2 separate regions of the Homo sapiens genome follow, and region 2 is linked to region 1. A link is a loop called in an ENCODE intact Hi-C map of the cell type or tissue named here. Cell type or tissue: heart right ventricle. All regions are shown on one strand. Each heading gives the region's core, and the rest is flanking DNA. Links, peaks and the distances in the headings are about the cores only.

Region 1 (8,513 bases), core at 367-8,366:
CTCAGGAGGTTGAAGGTATGGTGAGCCATCATCATGCCACTGTACTCCAGCCTGGCCAACAGAGTGAAACCCAGCCTGTATCAAACAAATAAATGAGTAAACGACTGAATGCATGGATGGATGGTTTGGGGTATGTTACATTATTAATTTTTTAAAATTGCAGTAAAAATAACATAAAAATTGCCATTTTTACCATTTTAATATATATAATTTAATGGCATCAGTAACATTCATATTGTGTGTAACCATCACCACCATCCATCTCTAGAACTTTTTTTTTTTTTTTGAGATGGAATCTCACTCTGTTGTCCAGGCTGGAGTGCAGTGGTGCGATCTCGGCTCACTGCAACCTCCACCTCCCGGGTTCAAGCGATTCTCCTGCCTCAGCCTCCTGAGTAGCTGGGACTACAGGCACATTCCACTACACCCGGCTAATTTTTCTGGTATTTTTTAGTAGAGACGGGGTTTCACCGTATTGGCCAGGCTGGTCTCGAACTCCTGACCTCATGATCCGCCTGCCTCAGCCTCCCAAAGTGCTAGGATTACAGGCTTGAGCCACTGTGCCTGGCCTTGTAGAACTTTTTCATCACAAACAGAAACTCTATATCCATTTAACACTAACTCCCCATTTCTCCTCAGCATGTAGTAATCTCTATTTTACTCGTGTTTATGAATTTGCCTATTCTAGGTGCCTCATCTAAGTGGAATCGTTCAATGTTCCTTTTGCACCTGGCTTATTTTAACTATTAGCATCAAGTTTTCAGCTTCATTCATGTTGTAGCATGTGCCAGTCTTCATTTCTGTTTTTCTTTTTTTGTGTGTATTTTTGTGATGATTTTCAAATCTACGATTTTAATCCTTTTAAAGTGTACAATTCAGTGGCATTTAGTACATTCAGAGTGTTATGCAACCATCACCATGATCTGGCTCCAGAAGGTTGTTATCATCCCAAAAGGAAACCCCATGCCCATTCAGCAGTCACTCCCTATCCTCCCTCCCTGCAGCCCTGGCCACCACTGACCTGCCTCCTGTCTGTGTGAATCTGGCTCCTCTGAATATTTCATGTAAATGGAATCATACACAGAAGTCTTTTCTGCCTGGTTTATTTCACTTGCATCATTTTTTCAAGGTTTGTTCATGTCGTAATGTGTATTAATACTTTGTTTCTTTTTATTGCCAGATAATATTCCAAAAAATGTGCCATATTTGGTTTATCCACTCATTAGTTAATAGACATTTAGGTTGTGTCCACTTTTTGGCTATTATGAATAGCACTGCAGTGAACACTTGGGTTTAAGTTTTCATGTGGATGTGTGTTTTCATTTCTCTTGGGTATAAACCCAGGAGTGAAATTTCCGGGTCAGAGGCTAACTCAGCTTAGATTTTTGAGGAACCGCCAGACTGCTTTCCAAAGAGGCTACACCATTTCACATTCCCACTGGCAGTGTATGTGGGTTCCAGTTTCTCCACATCCTCCCCAACGCTTGTCAAATGTCGTTTTGGTTCTAACCATCCCACTGGGTGTGGACTGGTGCAGCTCTGTGGTTTTGACTTGTCTTTCTCTAATAGCTAATGATGTGCAACATCTTACTGCCTATTTGTATATCTTCTCTGGAAAAATGTTCACTCAGATCCTTGCCTTTTTTGGGGGGAGGGTGGTCATTTGTCTCAACTAAAGAGGACTTGTATCTAGAATTCATAAAGCATTCTTTTTTTTTTTTTTAAAGAGACAGTGTCTCATTCTGTTGCCCAAGGTGGAACACAGTGGCCATTCACACGTGTGATCATAGCTCACTGCAGCCTCAGATGCCTGGCCTCAAGCGATCCTCCCACCTCAGCCCCCTGAGTAGCTAGGACTATCGGCATGAGCCACCACGCTTGGCTGTTCATAAAGAATTCTTTATGTATTCTAGATACAAGTCCCTTGTGAGATATATTATTTGTAAATATTTTATCCCATTTTGTGGACTGTCTTTTTACTTTCTTGATGGTGTCCTTTGTAGTATAAAAGTATCTGATGATGTTCAATGTATGTACTTTTGTTGCTTGTTTTTTTGGTGTCATGTGGAAGAAACCATTGCCCAGTCCAGGGTTAAGAAAGTTTCTGCCTAGGTTTTCTGCTAAGAGTTTTATATTTTAGCTCTTGTATTTATGGTGTGAGGTAGGTCTAACTTCATTCTTTCTTTTGGTGTGTGTGGATATCCAGTTGCCCAAGCACCGTTTGTTGAAAATACTTTTCATTCTCCATTGAATTGTCTTTGGCACCACGGTTGGAAAAAAAAAATCAGTTGACCGTAAATGTGAGGGTTTATTTCTGGACTCTGAATTCTTTGCTCTCAATCTATATTTCTGTCTTTTGTTTTCTTTTTAAAACTCATTAAAGAGGATATTTGCAAAAGTATGCATTCATGAGCCACTGCTTTAAAACTTGTTTATGGTTTCCTGTATTTTATTTCAACCCATTGTCCATAATTACCTCATTTTGTCTGTCATGCTGTCTGGAAGGGAGTGCCAGTGGTGAAGTGTGATGTTAATGTCATCAGGATGGTGATGTTCCCATTTTTCAAAGATTGATTTGAACACAGATAGGAAGTATCTTCTGTTGGCAGTGATGACATAAAATGTTGAAAATGAAATATGGAAGCTTGTGAGTCAAAGATTTCCTTACCTTATTTGCATTTGAAATGCAGTACCACAAAAATATGTTGAATTAATGGTTATAACTTTTTCTTTATAAAGTAGACATTTTAGTACCATCAAAAAGTATTCTTTATGATTATATATCTCTTTATAGAGTTCCTGAGTTGGAGGTAGAAGAAGAAACCCAAGTTCAAGAGATGACTTTAGATGAGTGGAAAAATCTTCAAGAACAGACCAGACCAAAGCCTGAGTTTAACATCCGGAAACCAGAATCCACTGTTCCTTCCAAAGCCGTGGTGATTCACAAGTCAAAATACAGAGATGATGTAAGCATTGCATTTCGTATGTAGAGGTAATCTTTACTTTTACCTTACTGGAAGTGAAATGTACCTTTCCACTTCTGTCTTGAAAATGGAACATTAGTAGTTGGCAGTCTTTGTTTCTAATCAGAGATGATGCATGCCTAATTTTACTGTATTGTTCATTAAGAAAAGGAATTGAAACTTGAGGTATTGACAGATGCACAGAGCAGTTAGAGTGACAGTGCATCTTCTGCTCACCCTGGGACTATGCGGGTACTGTACACATACTGTGTATTAACTGTATTTCATTTTTCTCAAGGGAGAGTTACAGATTGTGTCTTGTACAATTCAGAGTTAATCAAAGGAGAACTACACTCTGTGTCCCCTGAGTAGGTTACTTTCAACTCTGTTTCTTGATAAGAGCATTTCACTGAGTAGTTGATGACTTTTTTTTTTTTTTGAGATGGAGTTTCGCTCTTGTTGCCCAGGCTGGAGTGCAGTGGCGCGATCTTGGCTCACCGCAACCTCCGCCTCCCGGGTTCAAGCGATTCTCGTGCCTCAGCCTCCCAAGTAGCTGGGATTACAGGCATGCGCCACCACCCCGGCTAATTTTGTATTTTTAGTAGAGACGGGGCTTTTCCATGTTGGTCAGGCTGGTCTTGAACTCCCGACCTCAGGTGATCCACCAGCCTCAGCCTTCTAAAGTGCTGGGATTACAGGCGTGAGCCACTGCACCTGGCCGAGTAGTTGATGACTTTTTAAACTGTGGTTGAGGTTCCATGCACTTCTGACGCCTTTCCCATGTTGGTTCAGCAGCTTTGCGCCCCCTGCCTAACTGCAGACGTGGCGGGAGATGAGTCCCCGAACGCTTGGCTGCTCGGTCAGGCACTGCCACAGCGGCCAGCGTGCTGCAGGGGTTGCTCAGGGAGCTCCTCCGTGTTGTGAGGCCTTATTGCTCACGGCTTACGTCCAGCTCTTCTCAGAAGCTTCAGTTTTGCAGGGAGAGGTTTCGGGGAAACATCTAGCAGCATATGTTGATAGGGATGCCATGGGGTCATCAAGTCCCCGACTTGTTACTGAACTTAAGGCTAGGTCCACTGAAGCATTCCCATTATGGGATTTAGAATCTGTATCATTCCATCTACAGCTTGATACCAGTCACTATTTCGAGGTGGGAGTGAGCAGGTAGCAGGTTCTTCCTCTCTGTGGGGTATTAGTTATTGATTTTCATGTGGAATCTCAGGAATGTTATGCTATTGTAGAGTTGTCATTTACACTTTGGTTAGTTTCATTTTCTGAGTGAGTACTTTGATTAGGTGTCATTTAAGATACAGGGTTCTTGGGAGGCCAAGGCAGGTGGATCACCTGAGGTCAGGAGTTCGAGACCAGCCTAGCCAACATAGTGAAACCCTGTCTCTACTAAAAATACAAAAACTAGCCGGGCGGTTGGCGGGTGCCTGTAGTCCCAGCTACTCGGGAGGCTGAGGCAGGAGAATCGCTTGAACCCGGGAAGCAGAGGTTGCAGCAAGCCGAGATCACGCCATTGCACTCCAGCCTGGGCAACAAAGTGAGACTTCGTCTCCAAACAAAACAAAAAAAAAGATACAGGATTCTCTCCCATCCTCTTGTTTTGGTCAGTCCAAGCTGTAGGAGGCCTTACTGAGTTTTGAGCTGTTCCACAAGAAATGGCTTTTTGTAGACATAGGCGGCCGGAGCTTTATTTCCCTGGCAATCTCTGGGAGGTGTTTTCTAACTCCATTAGCAAGCTGGGTTGGTTCTTAACCTGTCCACTTCCTTTGTTCTTTTTTGTTCTAGGCATTGTAAATAAAAATTTCTCTAAAACAAATGTGCTGTCAGGATTGAAATATGCAGCTGACATGTTAGGTAAAAATAGAAGCTGCTCTTTCTTAATCCACACCAGATTTGTCCTCCCGGGCTCCAGAGGTCTCCCAGAATATTTGAAGCAAGTGGGTTAGCTGAGTCATCAAGCCTGGTCTCAGTGAAGCACACATCTTGGTCCTTGTTAATCTTGGAGGATTGAAGATTTTAGCTAGGAATTGTTCTTAAAGCAACACAAGCCAGATCTTGGGTTCATCAGTTTACTTTGTTCTGGACACCTGAAGAGGCAGAAGCACTAGAATACCTAGCAAAGTTCAGACCTAGTAACAACCTCGCGTAAGGCACTGGGCGGTGAAAGCACTTGGGCCAGGGCCAGCTGGAGCTGCAAGTGGAGCCCAAGCCTTAGACTGTGTCCACTCCCTGCTCCACTGCCCCGAGGCCCTTCCTGCCCCTTCCTGCAGTGGGAGGCGACTCAGAGCAGGGACCCCAGGGAGACCTTACCAGCGCTTCCCTGCTGAGTGCCAAACAAGGCAAGGGTTGAGTATTTTGCCTGTTACTATTTTTTGTGTGTATCTTTTTACAGAATGCCAGTGCTCCTGGACTGTTTTTCTTCACCTTTTTAGCATTAAGCATCCAACTACCTAAAGCCTCTGCTTTATTTTAACCTGAGACCTCAAAGGGGACACAAATGTTAAACATGAAGGCTGTCATGAGCATATGGCCTAAAGGTGTTGATATGCTCGTGGAAACTTTGCTCCATTTCCTGGTTGTAGGAATGTTTAATGTTGTAGCACTTTGGAGATTCTCATCTGAAATCACTGACATATCTTCCTTTCTGTAGGTTTTTACTTTACTTAAAGTGGGGTTTTTGTGTGTGTGTGTGTGTGATACCCATTATTATGAGTTGAAGCCAAATCAAATTTGGATCAGATTTAATTAATTTATTTAATATAGCTGTCACAAGAGATAGAATTTTAATGAAAGCAGTTCTTAAAAAGCAGCTTGACTTCTTTGTGCAGTGTTGGTAGAACACTCAGGTAACCATACTCTTGTTTTTATAAAGTTTCTCTATATTTTGAGTCAGAATTGTTTATTATAAATCATGTGATTTTTAGCACATGGTATTATAATCAGCACCCATGCTGAAAGGAATTTCTCTGTTAAGTTCTGTTCTGGGAAGGGGATATTTCCTTATTTATCAAAGCATTTGTGAACAGATAAGACAGAAAATAAGCAGAAATGAAAACTTTTTTATCTCAGCAAAATACACTTAGATATAAAACATGTATATTGTTTGCTATTATTAGTCATGCCAAATCTTATATCTTAACCTGCTCAGCTGATAGAAATTTGGTCCCACTTGAAATCATAATAAGTTCAAAGATGTTTGGATTAAGATTGTAATTGCAAGAATGTGGGACTCTAGAACATACAGAACTCACTGTCTTAGAATCAGAACAGCAGTGCTGTCTTCCTTTGTCCAGCTCTGCAGCCCAGGGCCAGAGACAAATCCAGAGAATGGCTCTGACTAGCCCCTGATGGTGTTTTAGCTCCTGTGTAGCACACTGCAGCCACTAAGCCAGATGAGTGTGGGGATGGCTGTGGACTTGTGCGTGTTTGATGCTGTAATTGTGTTTCAGATGGTAAAAGATGACTATGAGGACGATTCCCATGTTTTCCGGAAACCCGCCAATGACATCACATCCCAGCTGGAGATTAATTTTGGTAACCTCCCTCGTCCTGGGCGTGGAGCCAGAGGAGGCACCCGGGGAGGCCGGGGAAGGATCAGGAGGGCAGAGAACTATGGACCCAGAGCAGAAGTGGTGGTAGGTGTCTGTATTGACGGTTTGGCGAAAGAAGTTAATAAGGACAGTGCCCTGGGCCCAGGATGGTCTAATTTCAGAGGGTCATGAGTTTCTGCAGTCACTTCTTTCTGTAGCTAGTGTGGGACTGATGTTGGGGCATTTGGACGGTGTTGTAGCATCATGGACATCTTGCCTAGAGACCGTTCTGTAGCCCTGGCTTCCAGGGTCTGCTGTGAAGGCACTCCCGGGATCAGAGAGAAACTCACTGTCACCCGCATTAGACAAGATCCCCAGGCTTGGGATTGAACTGGAGCACCTGACGTTTTGCTTACTGTGGCCTGATTGTGTGCCTTGGGCTCAGGTGATGCTGTCAGAGTGGACAGAATCCTCCCTAAGATCTCAAGCCCTTTGTGAGGGGACCTTCCTCAACCCCTCCCCGGCTCACCTGCCTCACACCGTCCTCAGCCAAGGCTGCCTGATTCTAGCTCTCAACACAGCACGCTCCTTACCCCTGGCCTCTGCCTGCTGGCCTCCATTCATCCTTCCAGCCTCACTTCCTCACAGGTTTCTTTGATCACATCTCCTAGACCGATCAAGGTCTCGGAGCAAAGGAGTTTCTTTTCATTGAAGCCTGATCTCCGTGTGCGGCTGTATTCTCACTGGTGTGGCTATCGGTCAGCGGCTGCTTTTGCTCATTACCGGTTTACGCAGTGCCACGCAGTGCCTGGCATGTAGTAGGTGCTTCCTAATGTGGTATGGACACTTATTCATTGGAAATCAGCCCCGAGGCCCCATGGCACAGACCCCTTCTCTGTGGCTGGTCTTGGCAATGCTCCTCCTGCTGCCCGGTTCCCTCGCTCTAGGGAGCAGCCCCTGGAAGCAGTGTCTATGGTTTGTTTTTGCTTAAGCAGGAGCAAAAACACAATTTTTTGGGCGGGGGGTGTAGGGGTATATTTGGGGCCAGGTTGGAAATAGGGTCTATTCTGCGATAGGAAACACACCCTCACTCCTTTCCTATAGCGGAGCTCTGTCCCCTGCAGCACTCCAGGGAGTGTGTTGGGAAACCACTCTGAGATCCAGTGCCACCCACCTCTTCACTGGCATCTGTCCCCACCTCCACAACCTGTGCATCCCTCCACCTCAGAACCGCCCTTAGGGCCCGCCCCCGCCCCCATCAGGTCACACTGTTTCCCAATCCAAGTCCTTGTTCCCTTTGCTCATCCATTGAGGTTCATCCCAGGGAGAACCTTCTCTTCCCACAAAACCTTGCCTGACCTTGGTGTCCACTGTGCCACCAAATTGCACTGGATGGCCCTCCTGTGGCCCCTCCTTCCCAGGACGTGTTAGTGAAGCTCCTGATTCGATGGTCAGTTTCTCCAGCACCGTGAGCTCCCCGAGGATAGGCACTGTCTGTGCTCCTCCAGTGCCCGGCACGCAGTAACCATTCTATTTACTCGATGAAGGACGTGCCCATGCAGAACCCCCAGTAAGAGCTTGCAGGACGTAGGAAGGGAGGCAGCTCCTTTTTCGAGGAGGCTGGAGGCCTGTGTGGGAGGGGGAGCTGTACTTTCCTGGGTTAGCAGTGACCTGTGACTCTCCCCTTCCCACTGTGGGTCCTGCCTCTAATGCAGGCCCCTCAGCGTTGGTGCCAGGCCCTTGTTATCCCACTGGGATATCGGGAATGGATGAAGGGGCAGTGGATTTCAAAGTATTTCTTTTTTTCTTTAGATGCAAGATGTTGCCCCCAACCCAGATGACCCGGAAGATTTCCCTGCGCTGTCTTGAAAGAGCCCTGTTTCCCAGCACCGCGGAGCTGCACTGCACACCTGTGGGGAGACTTTTCCAGCTGGGCCAAGGGAGTCAGACTCTAAGAACAATAGATGTTGCTTTTCCCGTGTCATGTAAATTTGTTGCACTTTTTTGGGCT
Region 2 (8,513 bases), core at 216-8,215, 52 kb after region 1:
AGACGAATAATGGTAGTAACATTGTGATTCTTAAAATATTGAATATAAGTCTCAGGAGAATGTTGGTGGTAACCTACATAAAGAAATGCACCAGATCTTATAAAACACATAAAGAAAACAATGGCTAATAGTTTCACCTGTAACTGAACGGAAACAGTATCTGGACTGGGAATTAAATACCAATTTGATTATAACTGTAAAAAACAAAAGAAAAGAAAGTTAAAATCCAGTCAGAATGATCTACTGAAGTGACCAAGTATGCTTAAATAATAATTAACACTTGGTCAAGCTTGGTGTAACTCTTTCAAAAGAAAATATAGGATAGATATTTTCAATAACAAAATGAGATTAATGCCATAATTTCACATACCACTTTCAAGTCTGGCTCTTGAATGAGGTCCACAGAAGGCAATAAATCGGTCTGGTATTATCCAATTTAAATCTCCATTTTCTGCTTTCTGCAAGGGGAAGACCAGCACAATTCGTTTTTAAATGTATTCTCCCCACAACCTCTCTACTCAAGACTGAGTCTCTGAAGGACTTCAAACTCATTTGCTTTAGCGGAAAAGCTGTTTACAAATTGCCATGAGACAGGAATCTCAATTTGCCCTGCTATAAGTATATCTAGGGAATGGACGTATATCCTGTTCCTAATCATCTTCTTTTAACAGTGTTTCATTGCTAGGGTATCAGCCCTTGGAATACAGAGCTGACTGCTGCCATACAAATATACTATTTGGTTATTTTATCTGAATCAATTCTCATTATAGTTGCTGCTAATTAATAAGAAAGCAAGCAAACTTTTCCAGTATAAGGAATCTGGGAACTTCCCTGTTTTCCTGAATGACTAACTGGCTTCCAACATGAGCAATCTTGACTCCACGAATAAAGGGGGAAAAACTATCTACTTAGGTTTCTGGCTTCCCAATATTTACTTACTTACCTACTTACAGAGATATATCTTTCCACTATCTTCCTAACTATTTAATAAGGCAACCAATTTAAAAAGTTCATTTGTTCGTGATCAGCCTGACCAACATGGAGAAATCCTGCCTCTACTAAAAACTACAAAATTAGCCAGGCATGGTGGCGCATGCCTGTAATCCCAGCTACTCGGGAGGCTGAGGCAGGAGAATTGCTTGAACCCAGGAGGCGGAAGTTGTAGTGAGCCGAGATTGTGCCATTGCACTCCAGCCTGGGCAACAAGAGCGAAACTCTGTCTCAAAAAACAAAAATTAAAAAAATAAATAAATAAATGCACTGAACCGACCAGGAAACTAAAAAATTACAAGTATACCAAGATCACAGTATGTCCCTACAAAAAAACAAATATAAACTGATATGTAAGACATGTTACTTCCTGTTATTAGGTCCTTTGGATTGAGTTACCATTACTATTATAACATAGATACAGTTCAAATTTAACAATAATAGAAACTTCTGTCTTAATGAAATGGACAACAGAGACTTAAGCAGGAAGTAGAAGACACTTGATAGTGCAGAAGGAGAGGACTCGTGATTAAAAACAACAGATAAATTAGCTTTGAAATTGGGGTGTTTCTACGTGTACCTAAAAATGAGTAAAAAATAACAGAGTTTCTTGAATATCTACAGGGACCAAGCAGGTAATCCCAAACCAGTTTACTGGACTTAATGATCAACATGGGGAATCAGTCAGCCCATGTTCCATAATACAAAGGTCTAAACAGCCGGGTGCAGTGGCATGCACCTGTAGTCCTAGCTACTTGGGAGGCTGAGGCAGAAGGATCACTTAAGCCCAGGAATTTGAGTCCAGCCAGGGCAACACAGTGAGACCCTCTCTCTTTAAATAAAAAGAAAAGGAAAGGTCAAAGCAGGAATGAGGGCAGCTGTTGCCAGATATTCTGATTTTAAAGTGAAATCAGAAATCTGGACTTTTAAATAACAAACCCGTGATCAGTTGTTGGCAACAACTAGATTTCACTGAATTGCTGATGCCATTAATTAAGATACATCCTGAATTCAGAGGAGCTGAAATAGGAAAAAATGGGCATTGTAGAATCAATGAATGACACTATCCCCAAATTTCTAAATACACTATAATAACTGAACTGGTGTGTGGGAACCTAAACAGTTCCCTGTGTCACCACACAGCTTCATGGAGGTGAAGACGTTTGTGGTGTGCCCCTGCTACCCCCCAGCCCAGACCCTCCAATCTCTACAGTAGTAACAGGGGAGTTACTTAGTGCCTATATTATTCATTAATAGCACACAAAGGCATCACTACAAAAGGAACAAATACCAACTAGTGTTTTTAGCAGTTTTGCTTACATAGACAAAGTAACTTGTTTCAAATGTTTAATGTTTTAAGGACAAGCGCAAAAAAGGTGTTAATAACTTAGCTATATTCTGTAAGTTTAAGGTGCTAGTTAAATGTACGTTGTACTTTAGAAATGGACTGCTATCAGAGAAGTAAAGACAGGGTTGGCCCTAATGAATCCTACAATGTATTCTTACATCTTTGGTACATCACAGAAACAACTGAGTGTCATTATTAACTGAAATTGAAAAAACAGTTCAGTTAAACGTAAGAGTTTGAAATAATATTTACTTTGGACGTTGTGAAAAAGAATTCTCTGAGGATTCAAGATGCTGCCACATGAAGTGCTGCTGTTTGAGGAATCATCTCCCCAGTGCTGGGGAGCAAGTCTGCTCAAGGTAACTACAGCAGGGTAAGAAGACAGGAGGCTACAACTACTCTGGGCTGAAAAGGGCTTTAGCACAGTATCTTACTCATTCCCTATTTGGAGGATAAAGCTGTAGAATCAAATTATTTATTCTTTTTAAAATATATATACTATGTTAAAAAACATAGAACACACCTGTGGTTTTGCCTGGCTTATCTCTCCCTGGCCCTGTCCTATGTTTTTAAGAAATTTTGTGTGGTTGGGTGCCGTGGCTTACATCTGTAATCCCAGCACTTTGGGAGACTGAGGCAGGTAGATCCCTTGAGTGCAGGAGTTTGTGACCAGGCTGGGAAACATGGCGAAATCCCATCTCTACAAAAAAATTACAAAATTAGCTGGGCATGGTGGCACGTGCCTGTAGTCCCCGTTACTGGGAGGCTGAGGTGGGAGGATCACTTGAACCTGGGAGAGAGAATGCAGTGAGCCAAGATCGCACCACTGCACTCCAGCCTGGGCAGCAGAGTGAGACCCTGTCTCTAAAAAAGAAAGAAAGAAAAATAAAATAAAATAAAACTGTTAGAAAATAAATTTTTTTTTGGTCCGGCTGGTTTGATGGGGCTGACCCTATGCCCCAGGCTCCTGGGATGGCCAGAGAACTAAGGCTGGCCAGAGTATTCCTTAGCCCTGCCCTGCCAAAGAACACAGGCTGGTGCAGAGATGGGCACATGACGTAAGTCAGGCCAGTGAGAGGCATTCCTGGGCCTTCTGATGGAGCTAAGATTACACTTTTCTGATCATTTTGCCAAACTGGCAGGTCAAAGTTGCTGGTGGCCATCTTTATCACTACTGGAGAAGGCTGGCCTGAGAATAAAACTAACTTCAAGTCCAATTTCTGATTAAGTGTCTGAGCACCTGAAGGGGCATGCTAGAAGCCAATCCTATTCCTGGACTTTTAATTTATGTAATCCAGTAAATTTTTCCCTTTTTTTTGAGACAGAATCTTGCTCTGTCACCCAGGCTGGAGTGCAGTGGGGTGATCTTGGCTCACGGCAACCTCTGCCTCCCGGGTTCAAGTGATTCTCCTGCCTCAGCCTCCTGAGTAGCTGGGACTACAGGCGCCCACCACCACGCCTGGCTAACTTTTTGTATTTTAGAGATGAGGTTTCACCATGTTGCCCAGGCTGATCTCAAACTCCTGAGCTCAGGCAATCTGCCCCTCTAGGCCTCCCAAAGTGCTAGGATTACAGGCATGAGCCACTGCGCCTGGCAGATTTTTCCTTTTTTATTTAAGCTATTTGTGTTTACTTTCTGTAACTTGCAACCAGAAGTGTCCTGACAAACCGAAGGTTATGGCAAAAACAAAGATATTTTCCAGAGATAATTAGGTGTATAATGACTATTCATCTCATCTTATTCTATGCTAAGGGTTTTAAAAGCATCTCAATCACTGTGTGACAGCCATCAATACTAAAATACATTTAAACTAAACAGTATAAAGAACACACGGGGCACACTCATTCACTCTAGAATTGTGCATCAAATGCAGAAATTCCCACTGAGAATTGGGACAGGAGAAATAGGGATAAGAAGATGAAGACTTGACTTTTTTTCACTCTATACACGTCTAAAACAAAACAAGAATATTGCTTCTGTAAGTGAAATGGGTGATTAAGAAAGCTAAAAACAGGGCCGTGCACAGTGGCACACATCTGTGATCCTAGCACTTTGGGAGGCCAAGGTGGGAGAAGTGCTTGAGGCCAGGAGTTCAACTCTAGCCTGGGCAACAAAGTGAAACCCCATCTCTACAAAAATAAAAATTAAAAAATTAGCCTGGCATGGTGGTACATACCTGTGATTCCAGCTACTTGGGAGGCTGAAGAGAGAGGATCATTTAATCCCAGAAGTTCAAGGCTGCAGTGAGCCATGTATACCACTGCACTTCAGCCTAGGTAACAGAGCGAGACTTGGTCTCTCTCTTTTTTTTTCAATTTAAAAAAAGAAAAATTAAAAACAGGCAGAGAAATTTTGGTCAGAGTACAAACCATCAGAGGATAAGTAAATTCTGGAGATCTAATGTGTGTACTGTATGCTTGAAATCTGCTAGAGTACATCTCAGGTATTCTCATCACACACGCCAAAAGACTAAATTATGTGAGGTGATGAATATGTTAATTAGCTTGATTAGGTAATCATTTCATGGTGTATACATATATCAAAACATTACTTTGTACATCTTAAGTATATATAAGTTTTATTTGTCAATTATTCCCCTCAATAAAGCTGGGCGGGGGGAGGAAGAGTTGAAAACATGATCCTTGAAGACTTACTTCATAGTGTTCATATTCATCAAGGTTAAATGAGTTGAAATTAAGGAAGCCATACTGCATTGCCTAAAATCCAAAAGAAAGCTTTTAAGAACAAGGATGCAAATAAGAAAACAGTTTCCTATCCAATTTCAGAATACTAAATATCAGGGGCCCCCCAAGAAAGTATTGTCATGATCAGATTACTTTCCACTGAACAGCTTTCAAAGGAAGTGGGCGGCGTCTTCTAAGTGCTTCTTTTATATGGAAATTAATTATAACTATATGTAATAAGTTTGTTGTGTTTTGTTTGGATTTTGTTTGTGAGATGTGCTTTTTTATTTTCATTCACCAGTCATCCTATCCATGTATTGTTAAATAATCACGCCCTGAAAGTAATCCTCTTCTCTTACCAGATCACTACCACCCCTGGCTGAAAATTCAGAAGTTTAGGATTCAAATATAATGCACAACCCAATGGTCTCTACATCGATAAGAAAGAGGAGAGAATCCATGTGCTAGTTTATCCCAAACAAAACCCTCATACTTCATCCATATCTTCATTTTCAAATTCTTCCGAACAGTCTTTAATCAATGTTCCCTAAAGTAAACAGCTCTGACATCAACACTAAAATCAAAACTTTTGAGGAAAAAAAAGATATTCTTTCCATAGGAATAAAACAAAAAAAATTTCTGTCCTATCCTATAGCCTTACTCTGTGTGATAGCAGGCAGAGTATGATAACCAAAATAAGCAGAGTGTCTATTTTCTGAGACAAGGACAAACAGACCTAGCAGCCTCTGAGAAATATCCTCCTGGCTGCTGATCCCTGAGCCAAACAGGAGGGAAGCAAGAATTGCTGATCCACAAGGTATTCTTGGTTCAAAGAGGGGGCTTTTGTACACCCAGTTTTCAAAAGTAAACTACTGAAATACAAATGTAAAATAAGAAGGCTAGAATATCAACTAAAAAGGTCTTCATTTTATATAGTTATTTAAACACTAATCCCAAGACTAAGTCAATCACAAAATTTATTTCCTTGACTGCAATATATTTCATGATTTTGGACTACAGCTATTTCTAATAGAATGAAACAATAAAAAAAAGTAGTTTATAAGGAATTCCTATTTTCCTTTGAATTTCATGAGGTGATCTTATTGGAAGTGAATCACACTGAAAACATAATTACATTGATGCATGTTTCTTCATATATGCAATATTCAAAATCAGTCACAAATAAAAAATGCTTACACTGCAAATCAGAAGATAGTGACCCTTAAATAAAACTAAATATAGTGGCTGGGTGCGGTGGTGCACGCCTGTAATCCCAGCACTTTGGGAGGCCAAGGTGAGTGGATCGCTTGAGCTCAGGAGTTTGAGACCAGCCTAGGCAACATAGTGAGACCTCATCTCCACAAAAAATATAAAAATTAGCTGAGCATAGCAGAAAAAATGAAAATTTAATTTTAAAAAAACCCAAAATATAGTATGCAAATGGCAATCTTTGACCTATCGTACCAGCTAATTGACTTTGGGTGCAATACCCAATTAAAAAAAAAAAAGCCAAAAAATAATAATAGAAGCTGCCATATGGTGTTATAATAGATCATTTCCAAACCCCTCAAAGCTTTACTTTTCTCTTTTTAAAGGTGAGTGTGCCTGCCTGCATGAGCCCACCTGGCAGGGGCTGCAACTGCAACCAGAAGGTACCATTTACACCTGTTGCCCTTTGGTCTCCTGATTTCCACCAGTGCCCCATACCTGCCCACACTGAGGGCCCATGGAGCCGCCTCAGAGCTCATGGCAACTACCCCAATCAGCTCCATATCCCACAGTCACTGGGCTCAAATCCAAACAATGTGCCCATACCTCATTGATTGATACAGGGAAAAAAGTATATCAATTAGTCTCTGAATTTGTATGCTGATTAGTCCTCTCGTTTTAAGACATGTCTGTCACAATTCCCAGCAAGCCACCATGTTTCATTATACAAGAAAGTAAACCTGGGTTCCTTTTGGCTCTAAAAGCACAAGTTACAGAAAAATGCTGTCAAAGGCTTATTTGATCCATGGGCTACTGATTTACCATTCTAGTTTCTCCTGCTGTCCTGACATTAATACCAGGACTTGCTGCACTGTGTGACCCCAGGGGACCCTGTTCACGTAGAACGTGATAGGGAGGGTGTCCCCTGGAATCAACACAGCAGCCCTGGTTATGACCCAAGGAATCACTTGGAAATAGTTTGACAAAGCAGCAGTGACCCACTTAGTTTCACATAAAACTGTATAACAAACTAATTGAGGCATTCAAATTCTGTTGAACTAGAAATTGAACGCCTGACAAAACAAAAATGAAGTGTTTGACAGTGACTGTGTTACGTCTGTTGTAATGGTATTGGCAGGAATCAGGTATATAGAATATACAAATCAAAGAGAACTTACCAGTAAACAAGTCATCTTTACTTTTGTTCTTTTAGATCATAATATACTCAAAACCAATTCTGGATCTAGAACCTAATCGTATAACTCTTATTTTCCCTGTTTCTTAAGTGACTTTTCCCCCAACTCATACATAGAAGCACTCAGAAATTCAGAATAAACTGTTTCCTGGTTTGGTCTCATTCTGACATTAGTTGGGAAATGGAGCACCTCTGTCACCATAGGCATCTTGGAAGAAACACTAACAAAAAGATCTCGGGAAGAAGGCCTAGTTTTCTTGGACCGCATGTTAGTTCCTCAACACAACACTGGGTGCATCCTACATGTCACTCACCTTCTTTACTGCATGAAAACAGTCAAGAAGTGTAATGTAGAAATTGCAACTTCCATAGGCAGCATCTCTGAAACCCAAGAGTAATAAAATGTAGATCAGTTAATTTTCTGCAATTACACTTACCTAAGACAAAGGTGACTAGAATTTAAAATCAAATGTACACTCTGAACCATTATCAAGAAGAAAAAAATCTCGCCTTTTGACTTTTAAATAAAAGATAAATCAATTACAAATTTCACTGCAGTTTCTACCTATTCCAATAGGTACTGTTTTATGGGCCTGGATCAATAATGACCACTTCCTAAATTTCAAATGTTCTCTCTGGATTATTTTTGGCTTTAACAGCTGAGCCACCTTCTTGAATTCAACAAATCAATACCTATCTCTCCCCCAAAGGGGCAAAGCATTTGAATTTTTTCTTTAAACTGGAAAATACCGTATGAAAATCTTACTGGGAAAGACTGCTTTTTGATCCTGTAATAAACATATGTGTGTATGTGTGTCTATTTATACGTGTGTCTGTCTGTGTGTGTGTGTCTCCAACCAAGTATGACAGAAATACTGAGAAATCAAGGTCACATTTAAAATATTAGGTAGAAGGTCATAAGCATTTTGTTGCTATCGTTATCCTAAAGACTTTTACCCATTTAACTGGGTAACTTCTGGGTTTTTTTTTTAAACTTTTTTATAGAGATAACGTCTTGCCCTGTTGCCCATGTTGGGGTGCAGTGCAGCTCACTGCAGCCTCAAACTCCTGGGTTTAAGTGATCCT

What was found. A loop is a pair of places that touch in the nucleus more often than their neighbours do. Peaks named below come from ENCODE experiments on the same cell type or tissue, not always from the same donor. Only the 100,000 strongest peaks of a DNase experiment are listed, where the experiment ranks them.
Region 2: it touches region 1 in a loop (5-fold over the local background); 4 of 110 quality-filtered maps call a loop at or near these places.

The regions. Positions count from the first base shown.
Region 1 is chr9:96,481,668-96,490,180 of GRCh38, forward strand. It overlaps HABP4 (hyaluronan binding protein 4), which reads left to right. Exons shown (of 8, transcript NM_014282.4): 6 at 2,795-2,966; 7 at 6,422-6,607; 8 at 8,315-8,513. The coding sequence ends at 8,371. Among named protein-coding and RNA genes, the nearest start is that of HABP4, 36 kb to the left of the region's middle. In heart right ventricle, for the core only: no CTCF peak of the experiment used is centred there; DNase peaks (open chromatin) are centred at 5,154 and 6,504; H3K27ac peaks cover 2,677 bases.
Region 2 is chr9:96,534,085-96,542,597 of GRCh38, forward strand. It overlaps CDC14B (cell division cycle 14B), which reads right to left. Exons shown (of 14, transcript NM_033331.4): 6 at 7,742-7,808; 7 at 4,994-5,056; 8 at 371-458; 9 at 1-73. Among named protein-coding and RNA genes, the nearest start is that of CDC14B, 82 kb to the right of the region's middle. In heart right ventricle, for the core only: no CTCF peak of the experiment used is centred there; no DNase peak of the experiment used is centred there.